Linked DNA regions of Homo sapiens: region 1 is linked to region 2. Evidence: read pairs that join two places in POLR2A ChIA-PET (ENCODE). Cell type or tissue: B cell. All regions are shown on one strand. Each heading gives the region's core, and the rest is flanking DNA. Links, peaks and the distances in the headings are about the cores only.

The links. Peaks named below come from ENCODE experiments on the same cell type or tissue, not always from the same donor. Only the 100,000 strongest peaks of a DNase experiment are listed, where the experiment ranks them.
Region 1: POLR2A ChIA-PET joins it to region 2 with 5 read pairs; 3 of 35 experiments call an interaction of 5 or more read pairs at or near these places.

What each region holds. Positions count from the first base shown.
Region 1 is chr9:71,836,476-71,843,991 of GRCh38, forward strand. No RefSeq gene overlaps it. Among named protein-coding and RNA genes, the nearest start is that of ABHD17B, 71 kb to the right of the region's middle. In B cell, for the core only: no CTCF peak of the experiment used is centred there; no DNase peak of the experiment used is centred there.
Region 2 is chr9:71,758,587-71,766,102 of GRCh38, forward strand. The region is part of intron 1 of CEMIP2 (cell migration inducing hyaluronidase 2); the gene reads right to left. Among named protein-coding and RNA genes, the nearest start is that of CEMIP2, 6.2 kb to the right of the region's middle. RefSeq lists an enhancer at 4,516-4,660 and a cis regulatory region at 4,581-4,594. In B cell, for the core only: no CTCF peak of the experiment used is centred there; no DNase peak of the experiment used is centred there; H3K27ac peaks cover 485 bases.

The DNA of each region.
Region 1 (7,516 bases), core at 3,276-5,775, 78 kb after region 2:
CTCAAAAAGTATTCAAAGAAATAAGGAGCTGGGAGCAGTGGTTCAAGCCTGTAATCCCAGTACTTTGGGAGGCTGAGGCAGGTGGGTCACTTGAGCCCAGGAGTTTGACAGCAGCCTGGGCAACATGGCAAAGCCCTGTCTCTACAAGAAATACAAAAATTAGCCAGGCATGGTGGTACACACCTGTAGTCTCAGCTACTTGGGAGGCTGAGGCGGGAAGATTGCTTGAGCCCAGTGGGTGGAGGTAGCAGTGAGCCAAGATTGCATCACCTGGGTAAAAAGTGAGACCCTGCCTCAAAAAAAGAAAGAAAGAAAGAAAGAAAGAAAAACAACAGAAATAATTGCTAAAAATGTCATGCATTCGGCAACAGATGTAAACATAAATTTAAGAAACTGAGCCAACTCCAAATAGGAGAATCTAGCACTGAGCCTTCCCTTTGTAGGGAGCTGTAAAACAGATGTCAACTGCACAGTCAGGTAAAACAATTTTTTTTTTTTTTTTTTAGATGGAGTCTCACCCTATCACCCAGGCTGGAGTGCAGTGGCATGCTCTTAGCTCACTGCAACCTCCACCCACTGGGTTCAAGCATTTCTCCTGTCTCAGCCTCCCAAATAGCTGGGATTACAGACTACCTTCCCTGGCTAATTTTTGTGTTTTTAGTAGAGACACGGTTTTGCCATGTTGGCCAGGCTGGCCTCGAATTCCTGACTTCAAGTGATCAGCCTGCCTTGGACTCCCAAAGTGTTGGGATTACAGGCATGAGCCACCTCCCCTGGCCAAACACATTTTTTAAAAACGTGATAATATTGCTTTATAGCATCACTGTCATAGTGTTAAGCATAGTAAGTTTTAAAAAAAACCCATGACTTGGCTGGGCACAGTGGCTCACACCTGTAATCCCAGCACTTTGGGAGGCCAAGGCAGGCAGATCACCTGAGGTAAGGAGTTCGAAACCAGCCTGACCAACATGGTGAAACCCCATCTCTACTAAAAATACAAAAATCAGCTGGGCGTCGTGGCATCTGCCTGTAATCCCAGCTACTAGTGAGACTGAGGCAGGAGAATCACTTGAACCTAGGAGGTGGAGATTGCAGTGAGCTGAGATCGCGCCATTGCATTCCAGCCTGGGCAACAAGCAAAACTCCGTCTCAAAAAAAAAAAAAAAAAGAAAAAAGACACCATGACTTGGGGATTGATAGTTTAATTTCAGAGAAATTTACATCTGCTAAGCAAATAGCTGATAATATATTCAATTAGTGAAGCACCAAAGTGATTTGGGAGGTGATTTTTAAGGAGAGACTTTGATTTTCATAACCTACCAGTATGACTCTTCATGGTTTTCAAATTTATTTATTTTCTATCCTCTGATCAGTTTGGCAGCAAAATTAGAGTGCAGGTATTTGAAAATGAATTCATTGTTATTTGTTTAATGTATTTAGCATTTAAAATGGTTTAAATTTAACGTCCTAGTGAAAATAAAATTCAGAATTATTAGTTTCATGTAAATACAATAACCACATATACCATTAATTTCATCTGGAAATAAAACTGGCTTTTTTGTCAGCTTCTAGAATCAAATGGCCCAAACAGATGAGACTCCTCTGACAAACTTGAATATTTGTCAATGTGTATAGCAAAGAATGTTGCTAATTTTCAGGCCAGGCACAGTGGCTCACACCTGTAATCACAGCACTTTGGGAAGCTGAGGCGGGCGGGTCACCTGAGGTCAGGAGTCCGAGACCAGCCTGGCCAACATGGTGAAACCCTGTCTCTACTAAAAATGCAAAAATTAGCCAGCCATGGTGGCATGCACCTGTAATCCCAGCTACGCCGGAGGCTGAGACAGGAGAATCGCTTGAACCCGGGAGGTGGAGGTTGCAGCGAGCCCAGATCGCACCATTGCATTCCAGCCTGGGCAACAAAAGTGAAACTCCGTCCCTCCCCCGCCCCCCGTTCCCCACTCCAAAAAAAGAATGTCGCTAATTTTCTTATAAAAATGACATATGAAAAGTGGTTGTTAAAAAAAAAGGGGGGGGAAATGATTATTGGTTTATAAGACTGTTTATTCAAACATTATCTCCTTTAGTTCTTATAGGAACCCAACAAGAAGACATTAACTTCTTTATAGAGAACAAAGAGATTCAGAAAAATTAAGGTTTATGCTGGGTCCTTCCCAGCTGAAGCAGTCACACAACTGACACAAAAATCTGATATTCTTTCCACTTAGGTATCTCATAAAGCATAGAAACTTCATCTCATTTTGAGGTCTTAGCTACCAATGTATGGGGGAAAATATCACCTGACTTTATGTCAATCAAACTAAAATCTTTTCTTAAGTGATGCAGAGTATAAATGAGAACATGTAGTGTTCAATAATAAGTTTTTTTTTTGTTTTTTTGTTTTTGTTTTTTTTTTAGAGACGGAGTCTCGCTCTGTCACCCAGGCTGCTGGAGTGCGGTGGCGCGATCTCGGCTCACGGCAAGCTCCGCCTCCCGGGGTCACGCCATTCTCCTGCCTCAGCCTCCTGAGTAGCTGGGACTACAGGCGCCCGCCACCACGCCCGGCTAATTTTTGTATTTTTAGTAGAGACGGGGTTTCACCATATTGGCCAGGCTGGTCTTGAACTCTTGACCTCGTGATCCGCCTGCCTTGGCCTCCCAAAGTGCTGGGATTACTTGCAGGTGTGAGCCACCGCGACAGGCCAGAATAATGTCTTTTTTTTTATGTCTTTCTTTTTTTCTTTTTTTTTGAGACAGAGTCTCACTCTGTCAACCGGGCTGGAGTGCAGTGACGCTATCTTGGCTCACTGCAACCTCCACCTCCCGGGTTCAAGTGATTCTCCTGCCTCAGCCTCTTGAGTAGCTGGGATTACAGGCTTCTGCCACTATGCCCAGCTAATTTTTTTATATTTTTAGTAGAGACAGGGTTTCTCCATTTTGGCCAGGCTGGTCTCAAACTCCTGACCTCGTGATTGGCCCACCTCAGCCTCCCAAAGTGCTGGGATTACAGGTGTGAACCACCATGCCTGGTTCAAAGTTATGTCTTATTCAATATTTAATTGCTTCAAAGATCGCTCTTCTTGATTATTTTCCCTCATTTTAACATATGCACCAGGCACAAGAATGGTCCCTGTTCAGTTTTACTCTAATCTCATCAATGAGAAAATTGATGAGGTGTTTCCGAGACTTTAACTGTTACGTTTTTCCTCCAAGCCCCAAAAATCAACCTCTCACTGTGATCCTTACTTTACACCCAGAATACTCCCTTACACTTTCAATTAAATACCTGGTGAACAGTTACTCCAAATAAGTCTTTGTATACAGCGTGTAAGACCTTCTGGGAAGGTACATATTTATCTTGTCCTTCTTTCCCTAGCCAGTCAAAAAGGCCGATCTAAGCAAAAATCGATTGAGCAAAAATATATCAATCCATTAACTTCCCTTCCCCCAAGAATAAAAAAAATCAGAACAGCATCCTTTCTATGTCTATTTTTTTTTCTTCTTTTTTCCTTTTCTCTCGACACTCTTCCCTTATCCAAATAAGTTTTGCCATTTAGTATTTTCCTGGTGTTTCTCTCCTGCCCCACTCCCACACCCCATTTGATTGCAAGAATATGAGAATAGTCTATAATCCTCAGGGTATGTGCAAAACACTTTCAGCATGGGTTCAGTTAGTTTTGTACCTTGTTCACAAGAGAAAATCTGGGAAAGCCTTTAGTCCCTTCCAAGACAGTGTGACTTGAATCTGAGAAGGCTGTGGCAAACAGTTTGATTTGAATTTGATTTTATTTTTTGGCATCTTCTTCAGAATCTCTTTGTTCTCTGAAGTTGTGTTTAACAATGCTATGCCTTAGGCATGGTCAGTTGTGTTTGAATTAAAAATATAATGTAATTCAATGTCACATTGACATGATAGTGAAAAGGGAATATCCTTGCATGCTCTCTTACTTTATTCATCCACCAAATTGAAGTCTGGCAGTAGAAAAAAAATGTATTATCCTGGCAATGTGCCTAATACATGCTTCTTACAATATGTTTTTTGGGGTACCCCAGATTCAGTCAGTTAATTTAAATAAATAAAATCTGACTAGCCCCACCCTATCCAACACTGCTGTGTTAGAGCAAGTTGGACACTCTTTAACTTCTTGATGAATCCCAGTTACTTCTTGATAGATTTCACTTTTCAACATGCGATAGTAAGCATGAGTTATTTAGTGGTTGCTGTTTATTTTTATTTTCCAAGTTAGAATGATATAACAGCTTGGTAAAATTATCTATTGTTGACTTAGTAGGGGAAAGTTTGAATGGGATTCACAAGGAGAGGGAAGAAGAGGAAGAATGGGAGAGATGAAGGGTAAAAGTGAGAGGCTAATGATGAAACACATGTTTTTTCATATGTGGAAAGAAGAGAAAACAGCTATAGAGACTAGTATAGAACATAAGCAAAAACTTCCTAATACAAATTAAGTTCCTTCAGCAGCAAACGTGTTTCCTTTTTTATTCTTATCAAAAAGCATCAGCCAGGCATGGTGGCTCACACCTGTAATCCCAGCTACTTGGGAGGCTGAGACGGGAGGATCACATGAAGCCAGGAGTCCAAAACCAACCTGGACAACATAGCAAGACCTTGTCTCTAAAAAAAAAAAAAAAAAAAGACAAAAAACAATTTGAAAAGCCCCAATGCTTTCTTAACAGGCAAGTAGAATAGCTGACTAATCCAAATACAAAATAGATCATTATGGTTGCACATGACGTCAAGGTGAAAATATTTAAGAGCCTACCTGCAGAGGCTGGGTGCAGTGGCTCACATCTGTAATCTCAGCATTTTAGGAGGCTAAGGTGGGAGGATCACTTTAGCTCAGGAGTTCAAGACCAGCCTGAGCAACATAGCAAGACCCTGTCTCTAAAAAAAAACAGAAAAAAAATGTCTGCAGCATTTTTGTATAAATCCCATTCCTCCCCACATCCTGTGATATCATAATGTAAGTTGGTTCTACAATCTCTAAAATGGAGTGGCTTAGGGCCAAAAATTTTTTTTCAGATCTGTGTTTTCTTTTTTTTTTTTTTTGAGACAGAGTCTCACTCTGTTGCCCAGGCTGGAGTGCAGTAGTGCAATCACAGCTCACTGCAAGCTCCGCCTCCCGGGTTCAAGTGATTCTTCCTTCCTCAGCCTCCTGAGTAGCTGGGATTACAGGCATGTGCCACCATGCCCGGCTAATTTTGTATTTTTAGTAGAGACAGGGTTTCACCATGTTGGCTAGGCTGGTCTTGAACTCCTGACCTCAGGTGATCCACCCCTCTTGGCCTCCCAAAGTGCTGGAATTACAGGCATGAGCTACCGCGCCCGTCCCAGATCTGCATTTTCTTGAATGATTTATACTAGAGAGTTGACTGTTATCTTGAGAATGCTTAGATTGAACTGTTTTAGAGAAATTCAGTATTTTCTGGGTTACCTCACTTTTTCTGTAGATATTCCACAGCAAATGATGTATCAGACCACTTTTTCCTGTCTTCATGTGCTATTAGATTGTATGTGATCATGGTACACAATATCATACTTAAATGAAGTGGTAAGGTATATTGAAGTGGAAGGTAAATTGCTTGCCCAATTTATGTCTTTATAGTTTAGATTGTCTTCTCATGTTGTTTTCCCTTAAATTCTTGAACATGTTTATAACTGTTTTCTTGCTAGCTAATTTCATAATTTCTGTCATTTTTAGTTCTGTTCCTATGATTTTTCTACTGGATAGGGTTGCAATTTCTCACTTTTTTGTATGTCCACTAATTTTTGATTGGGTGCTGGACATTATGTATGTGACACTGTATAGTGTTGAGATTTTGTTGTCCTCTTTTAAAAATGTTGAAATTAGTTTTGGCAGGCAGTTGCTACTTTCAGATCATCTTGCTTCTTTTGAAGCCTCATTTAAAATTTTGTTATATTGAGTTTAGTGTTGCCTTTATCCTAGGACCAATACAGCAGTACTACTAAGGTATAAACCTCCTCAGATCCCCTCTGATGGCCATAAATATTCAGAAAAGTCTTTCTGCCCTGGGTGGACAGAATTCAAATGTCCCCAAGCCCTGTGTGAACTCTTCCTTTACATGCTGGCCTTGTGGAGTTTCACCCTATGCATACAGAGTGACAGTATGCAGCCAAGAAATCAAGGAGGTCCTTGTGAGATTTTCTGAGTTCTTTCCCTGTAGTTTGCTCCCCTACAGTTTTCTGCCCTGGAAATTTTACCTGCCTCAGACTCACCAAACTAGAATTTCTATCTCCTCATCCTAATGAAATGATAGTCCATTTGAGTTTTCTCTCCCTGTGTCACAGTCCAAAAATTGCCTCCAGGTAGCATTGCTGGATTTAACAAATAAGAATACAACATTGTATTGTATACATACTTATATTAAAAATTATTCATTATAATCTGAAATGTGTTGTATATGTGAAATTTAACTAGATGTTCCTGTATTACGTCTCACAACCCCACCTCAAGACCAAAAGCCAGGACAATTGTAGGGCTCATTTTAATCATATCACTTCTCTCAGGAATCAAAATGTTGAATATACTGTGATTCCAGTGTGTCTGAAAACAGTTGTTTCATATATGTTTTACAGTTTTCTAGTTGTTTATAGTGGGAGGGTAATTCTGCACCAGTCATTCCTTCTTGCCTAGAAATTGAAGTCCATAGTACATCTTTAAATTTAAAGAAAGCAAGCAAACAAATAGGATAGCTGGAATTGTTCAGGGAATTATTGAAGAAAATAATAAATAAATGTGTCACTTCTATTCATCCTGGGGTATGCTACATAGAATTGTCTGTTTGAGAAAGAGCTAAATTATAATTCAGAGCATCTGCCTTTAATTCAATATTCTTATTTGAAATCACCATTTCTCTTCTGCTTTATGGTCTCATCAGGCTTTAAATGTACCTTAGTTTCAGCTGCTCTGAAGAATGTCAACCTCTCTGGGAAGCCACAATTTATGCCTGGTGAATTCTGTGCAGGTCACAGATCCAACATTGTTAGAAAGTGCATCCCTGGCTGGGCACTGTGGCTCACCTCTGTGATCCCAGCACTTTGAGAGGCCAAGGAGGGTGAATCATCTGAGGTCAGGAGTTTGAGACCAGCCTGGCCAACATGGTGAAACCCTGTCTCTACTAAAAATACAAAAATTATCTGGGCGTGATGGTACGTGCCTGTAATCCCAGCTATCTGGGAGGCTGAGGCAGGAGAATTGCTTGAACCCAAGAGGTGGAGGTTGCAGTGAGCTGAGATTGTGCCACTGCACTCCAGCCTGGGTGACAGAGCAAGACTCAGTCTCGGAAAAAAAAAAAAAAGGAAAGTACATCCCAAATACACCTTGAAAATCTGTGAAATGCAGGCATCTTCATATGGGAAACAGAGTTCATTTTATTTATATGAATAAGTACAATGATGGCTCTCATATCTTGAGAAATTCAAATAGTGTTCATCAAACAATAGTTATATAGCATGGCAGAAAGAACTCAGGCCTGG
Region 2 (7,516 bases), core at 3,089-5,588:
AGGTAGCACCCCTGAGAGGAGAGACGGCAAATGTCTCTTTCAGATCTGTAAGGAGTCAGACTTAATTAATCCTTCCTAGAACCGGACAAGAGAAAGCCTGGCTGCATTAATGCATATTTTCTATAGATGCAAATTTCCCCCATAAAAGACTGCTTTGCAGGGTGACTTCTGTTTGCTGCTGTTTGCTGACATCTCAAAATATGTCAAAGAAATATATTTGGGGGTAAAATATTTTGATTTCCTAAAATAGAAGATTTTCCACAGGACATGCCTTCACACTGTCCCACAAGGCGCATTCTCCATTATTTCTTTGCCCTTGTCACAGCGCTTTTGTCTTTTTCCTTCAACTCTCAAAAATCAGTATGAGTCACAATCACCTGCAACTGTTTGGCATGTTTCCAAGAAATAAGACACTCTGCACAGTTAGTTTACTTACACAGATCTTTGTTTACTTTTATTAAGCAGATTATAGCCAGGTCAATGTTCAGAGGTAGAAGGGAAATGCACCAACTCTTAATTATAAACCTCTGCCTATGAAGGGAAAGGACAAGGGACTGAGAACCCCTAATTGTTTATATGTCCCTACCTGCTTTATCTATTTGATCGATTTAGACACATATAAGTGATATTCCCAAGTTAAGCTATTGTTATAATAAACATCTGTATGCATCAGACTTCTAGATTCACACCACGTATCACTCAGATTATCTCCTTCCTTAAAGAAAAAAAAAATCTTGCCTGCCCCAAAAACCTATTAAAATATAATACAGCGAAAGTATAAGAAACTGTGGGGGTCATAGGCTTTTGGCTCCCTGAAAGTTCACTAAAATCCCTGCCATGAGGCAGTTTGATTCACAGGAGAAAAGACATATTTAATGTGTAAGCATGGGAGCCTTCAGAAGGAAAACCCAACTTCCCAATGAGGCACAGAAGTTGTATGATATCCTGAGGTTCCAGGGAGAATGAGGGCTTGGATCCTGGTAAAAAAGGTTATGGGAAGGAGAAGAGGAGGAATTCTATTGAGGGAATAAATGATTACTAGGGAGAATGATTGGATGGGGAAACAGAAATTGACTTCTAGATAGTTCTTTTTGGAATTTAAATGATCCGTGGAGGTAGTCTTTATCTTGAATAGGGCTGTTCGGATGTGGTTAGATTTTTGGTCCTTCCTGCAACGGATAATGAAATAAAAGGGAAAGAAGCAGGGATAATTGTTCTCCTTGTTGGGGGGTACGGGGAGGTGGGGGGGGGATGGCAGGGGGTCAGTCCTATCTTTGTAGTAGGGGAAAAGTCTCTCCAGGAACTTTTTGATCTCTAAAGGCTTTTAATTTAAAATACTCATTTTACCAGGGAAGCCATATATTGCGGTGAAGTATTTTTATTTTCTTCAGAATATTTCAAACCTATAGTCCTAAAAAGACTAAATTTACTTAAAAAAAAAAAAAGATACTAAGCTTTGGATTAGAATAAGTATTATTTAAAGTTGAAAGATTTATTTTCCTGCTTAAAAATTTACTTTTGTATTAAGCTATAGTCTTTTTGCTAGAAAACTACTAAAAAACTATAGTTAGGAAATAAATCTCTGGAAAAACAAAAATTAACTATAAATACTAAGAGTTTGCTTAACCTGATAATAACAAAATAAGAAATGCCTATGGTCTGTATTTAAGGAATTCAGATGAGCAACTTAGCCACAGTTTCACTAAAGTGGCCACATCTTCGGCAAATCACATTGGACTCTCCTGTTAAAATATGAATCCCTCAAAACAAAGAGCTGCTATTTATAATGTTTAATGCCAAAAGTGAACCAAGTGAAAACTTCTTAAAGTGAAATAAATGACTTTAAAGAAATATTTAAAATTCATTCCTATGTTTCTGTCATTTATGCAAGGTAAAGGAGGCAGCTGTCTAATTTTTCTGATCCCAAATATACTAATTAATCCTATCTTTTTCCAACGATGTTAAACAAGTCTATGAGAAGTAATGCTTGACCCTAAAGCCAATGAGGCTGATACGGCCAAAAGGTTAAAATGTATTATCATGCCCAAAAAAAGAAAAACATAAAAGGAAAAAACTGCAGACCTACTACAGACCAAGCGGGGAGGAAGGGTAGCAATTAAGAACAGCTAACACTCTCTGAGCAACCAAAAATAAAAATAAAAAGAGAGCAAAGTACATAGGCCTCTAGGTGGAAGTAAAGAACTAGAAGATAAACTGCAGAGAGATAGATTGTTCTTCAACCCAGAAAATTAGAAAAAAGGGAAAAAGGTCGTTGTACCTACCAGTCATTCTCTATTCCCTTCGGTTTCCTTTTTTCCTATTAATATTTCTCATATTTCTTTTTCTCCTTAATTCTTTTTATTGAAAAGCTGTTCTCTTTTCTCCCTTCCTTCCCAGTGATCCTAGACCATCCCCCTTCGCCCTTGTTCTCAACTGGCTGGGAAGATTCAAGAGAGGCTTCCAACCTGCTGGCAGTGACGGATGGCAGTGCAGAGGCACACAATGGCAAGTGCAGGCGCGTCACCAGCCTTGCAGCTGGCCTTCCAAAGAAAGAACCAAAGTCGAAGTCTGTCCTGACAGAGGCTGATTTAATTAAGGTTATAGCAAAGGGCAGAACTGCCTGTGGGCTGCATTCTCTGCAGAGGGCCAAAGACAATGCATTAAAATACTTCTCAGGAAGAAAAAACCAAGAAAGTTATGTTGGCAAAATGTTGAAAGGTGGGAAAAATGAAAAGACAACAGGGATGTGTTTGAAAAACAAGCAAAGACCTGCCAAAGTTCATGATCTAGTGATGTACAGATACCAAAATGCAATGACAATAGGAAACAGAAGGGGTATGTTTTGATGTGCCTTTCACACTAGAAATATTTCAAATGAATAATGAGATGCCCAGACTGAAATAATCCAAGGCTGTTCAATCCAGCATCATAGTAAAGTTTCTATCAATGGCAGGGCCAGGACCAGAACCCAAGTTGACTATTTCTTTCAACTGTAACACATAGCCTATTTTTAATATAACTTAAACCACTTGGAATAAAGCCTTTTCAAACAGGGCACAAGGTCAGCTTTGAGCATCTCTTATGAGAAAAGGGTTCTGCTAGACACTGGAGACCCAATAGTACAAAAAATAAACATGGTTCCTACATTCAAGAAGCTCACAGCCCAGCATTTGGGGGTAGAAAGAGTAGGGAGACAACACAAGTAAACAAGTAATTAAACTGAATGTTGAGGCAAAGAAGGTGGGCTGAGGAGGTGATTGCTTGAGTTTATTAAATCCCTATGAATGGAATAGAGCTTAATTTTCTAAAAGCCCTGGCAAATTTACTCACCCAAATGTGCACCACCAGACGATTACTAATATCTTTCTTATTTTGCATGTGTAAACTAAAGTCTACCACTGAACTCCGCCATTTAAATGACGACACGTTGCCCAATAGTGACTAAAAAGTATGGGAGGGAGGGGAGGGTGACACACTACAGAAGTCTTTCATATTCTTTGAAAGGGTGTCACCTGCAGGTGAGTTCCAGGCCAGAATATAAAACAGTCATAGTCCCTCTCCTCCTAGGCCACGTGAAACCTAAGCCAAACAAAAGGGCCATCTTACACATTCTCAACAGTTTCCTCTATGTTCCTCAAGACTCAAGGGTGCTACAGAGTCAAAAGGCAGAACTTCTAATGAACAAGTAATTACTCAGCACTAGAGTGGCAGCTGGACTTCACTTAGCCGAATAGGGATACACTGTGGCTAGGAAGAGGTGAACAATGATGTGCACCTGTAGTCCCATCCACTTAGAGGCCGAGGCAGTTGGATGGCTTGAGCCCAGGAGTTCAAGACTATAGTGTGCTAGGACTACTATAGAGCCACTGCACTCCAGCCTGGGTAACCTAACAAGACCCCATGCCAGCCCCGTCACCAAAAAAAAAAAAAAAAAAAAAAACTGGCTAGCAGCAGCATAACAGGCAAACAGGGGCTACGTGACAAGCCCAAGTGCTGCAAGCACTAACAGGAGGCAAGAAAAAACACTTGAAGATTAAAGCCAACCTCAGACTCAGCCAAGCCCTGCTCAAGCATATTTTTCAAATCCTCATATAAAGTTGATTTTATAGTGGTGGCACTGGTGGCATTAAAAAGCAATGTTAGTATGGGTGCAGTGGCTCACGCCTGTAATCCCACCACTTTAGGAGACTGAGGTGGGAGGATCACTTGAGGCCAGGAGTTCAAGACCACCCTGGGCAACATGGTGAAACCCTATCTCTACAAAAAAATATAAAGATTAGCTGGGCATGGTGGTGCATGCCTGTACTCCCAGCTACTCAGAAGGCTGAGATGTGGAAAGATAGCTTGAGCCCAGGAGGTGGAGGCTGCAGTGAGCTGTGATCATACCAATGCACTCCATCCTGGGTGACAGAGTGAGACTCCTGTCTCAAAAAAATATATTTTTTTAATGTTATGTTTTTTCAAACCACAACTTAAAAAAAAAAAAAAGAAAACCTCAAGAACTCATTTTTCTAATTCCTCCTGAAACAGGAATCAGGCATATGTCCCTGTGTTAAGCTAAATCTTTCCCATTCCTAAAATGTTAATAATTAACTTTCCAAACTTCATTGTATGTGAAAAAATGATTCATTCTTCAGGGAAGTGAATCACCATTACAGAGACCATTAAGACAACAGAAGGCTTGCTGTCTCCAAAGTGCACACCAATAATTAAGTAAGAGCCCCCAAATCGATAACAATTTCACACTGGAGGGGGACTTAATCTGACCTGACCACGATATCAAATTTATAGTGGATATTCATATGTTTTAAGATACTTACATGAAACTCAGTCAGAGGTCAATTCTTTTCTCATGGGCTCAATGTGGATTGTCTTAAATTTCAACTCTTTCAGGCAACAACATCCTAATGACACTTCTAACCAGTGGTAAAGCCTTATTAAAAAATATGAGGATTAAGAATGCCACAATCTCTACCAGGCAAACTTTTCACATAAAATTCTTATCAAATATTGAACTTTTACTTATTGTTCAAACTACAATGGACCCTTGATACAACAAATGTAAAAAGGTTTATCACTTTTCACCGTGTAAAGAAAATAAATGTCTTGTTACAAATCTGGTTACTAGGTTACCCTAATATTAACAATTTCAAAGCAGATTTGCCTTATAGATCAAAGGACTGATTTGTTGGGAGATAGCAATTCTGTGTTTTAAGACATACAGTTTATGAGTCTTTCACTTTTTTTAAAGACATTTTAATAAAAACCCTATGCTTAATTTATCTCTGTATTGCTCACAGCAACCAGTACAGTGCCTTGCACATCCTAGGAATGCAATAAAATAGTTGCTGAACATAGTTCCTGACAACCAATATTAAAGGCTTCCCAAAGCAAGTACCAGGAAAACAAAAGAACAAGCAAACATGACCTACAGCCATAAGTTTTGAAGAAGAAAAAAAAGAACATGCAAACATATTCTAGTATGCTTTTATTCTATGATTCACAAGCCAAATCTGAACAGGGTTTCCAGGAACTTGCTTCTTCTAAAAAATGTGCACATCTACAGTACTTTAAATTTCCATCCTGTTTATAGAAAATACAAGTAAAGCTAATGCTATTTTTACACTTAGTTCCTTATTTCCCAGAAATTTGTTACAAGTAACATCACCCCACCATCATGTGTAAGTAGTAGGCAATGAAAAAATATACATAGTGTCTGCCTTAAACCTGAAAGCAGTGACTTTCAAAGCCCAAATACAAATTATCTGATCATTAAACTAATTAAATTGCTAACAAAGCCAAACAGGAATAAAATAAGAATATATCTGAGAAAGAAAAAAAAAAAAGTGCTGACTGGAAACAGGGACAAAGGAGTTCTTGTCCCTGCTTGGCTATTAATTTACTATATGACCTTACCTAATTATTTAGCCTCTCTGGGTCCCAACTTCCTTGTTTTAATATTATCTTTGAGGTCCCTTCAAGCGACATGCTAAGATTCAGCATATGTAGCAGTGTCTAGAAAACTGATTTACATTCATTACCCCCCTCCCCACCGCACCCCTGGCAAAAGGGCACAGTTCACTTGATAGTTTTAAATATCTGAGTTTGGATTTCTATCAAAGGCAATTTATTAAAATGTCAGATGGGCTTAAGTCCATTTCAAGTGGAGAACTAAAGCGAGTATTGCTAACAGATTCGCCTAGACAGCAGCTGCTGCTATTGAGAGAATAGACTTTAACAATCTAGATGAAAATTATACCTCTTTACAAATGGAGAAAACTAGTAATGGGGATTTTCATACTCTCAAAAAGGCAGATGCATAGCTTTTCTTCCTTTTTTTTTTTTTCCTTTTCCATATTCATCATATTGAGAGAGAGGAAAACAGAAGGGCTAGCTTGGCTTGGGAGGCAGAGGGGAGAATGGATGTTACCGTACAAAACCAGACAAGACCTTTTCAATTGATGTACTGTACTAGACAGCCCATTCTTCTCACTAATGCTCACAATCCAAGAGAAATGAAAAGATTTCCTGTGGCTGGGATGGGAAGAAGCCTGGACAAGAGAGCAATACCATATGACAGTAACTAGCTTAAAAGTCTAAAGACTTGCTCTCAAGATGGGATTCAGATCATTCTGGAAAGGGCCAATAAAATGAAAATCTGTAGCTGAGACCTGATTAAGCTATGATTTATATCTATTTATAGCTTTAAAAAACTTTTGAAAGTACCTTTTGATACCAGACAGCATTAGCCTGTACAGTACTTTATCATATATTAATACATAGCAAACTTACTCAAATTGAATCCCCAAAACATTCCCATAAAGCATTTTAAAACTCCTTTTTCAGGTGAAGAAACAACGTGAGAAGGATTAGGGGATTTGCCCACAGCAAATGTTTAGCAAGTGCCAAGCCTTGTTTTAAATCCAAGTCTGACTTCAAGTCCTCCAATCTTCACCATTTTAAGATAGTACTTCTGACACTAGTTTTCAGTCCCTACTATTTTGTCTGATTTAACAAATTTTATTTCTCACAAAATTGCTCCCCCACCCCCAACTGTTCCTTCTCTGGCTTCTTAGAGCGTTCTGTGCGTAATTCTCCCAGACATGCACTTATTGGACCTTCTAATTGTTCATTTCCTTATGTCCGGGGCTAGGCTCATTTCTTCAATAGCAGAGATTGTCATCTCTCTAGTTGCAAGTGACACAGGTATCTTCAATCCCTGTGGCCTCCCGGGTTGCAACCACTTCAACTCCTTCTCTTTACCAACATGAATGCTCCACAAAGCAGGTGTTGCAATTGCTTCCAGAGGGTCTGGACCACAATAGGTGATTAATAAGTGCTAGCTGAATGGATGGTGGGTGGGTGAATGATGCAATGCTCATACATATTTTAGAGCACACATCACAATGCACACATTTACATACAGCACTCCATGTGAGTCTAAGACCATGAATTTGGTAGTGATTATTGTTTCTTCTTTTTTTTCTTTTTTTTTTTTTCAGATGGAGTCTCGTTC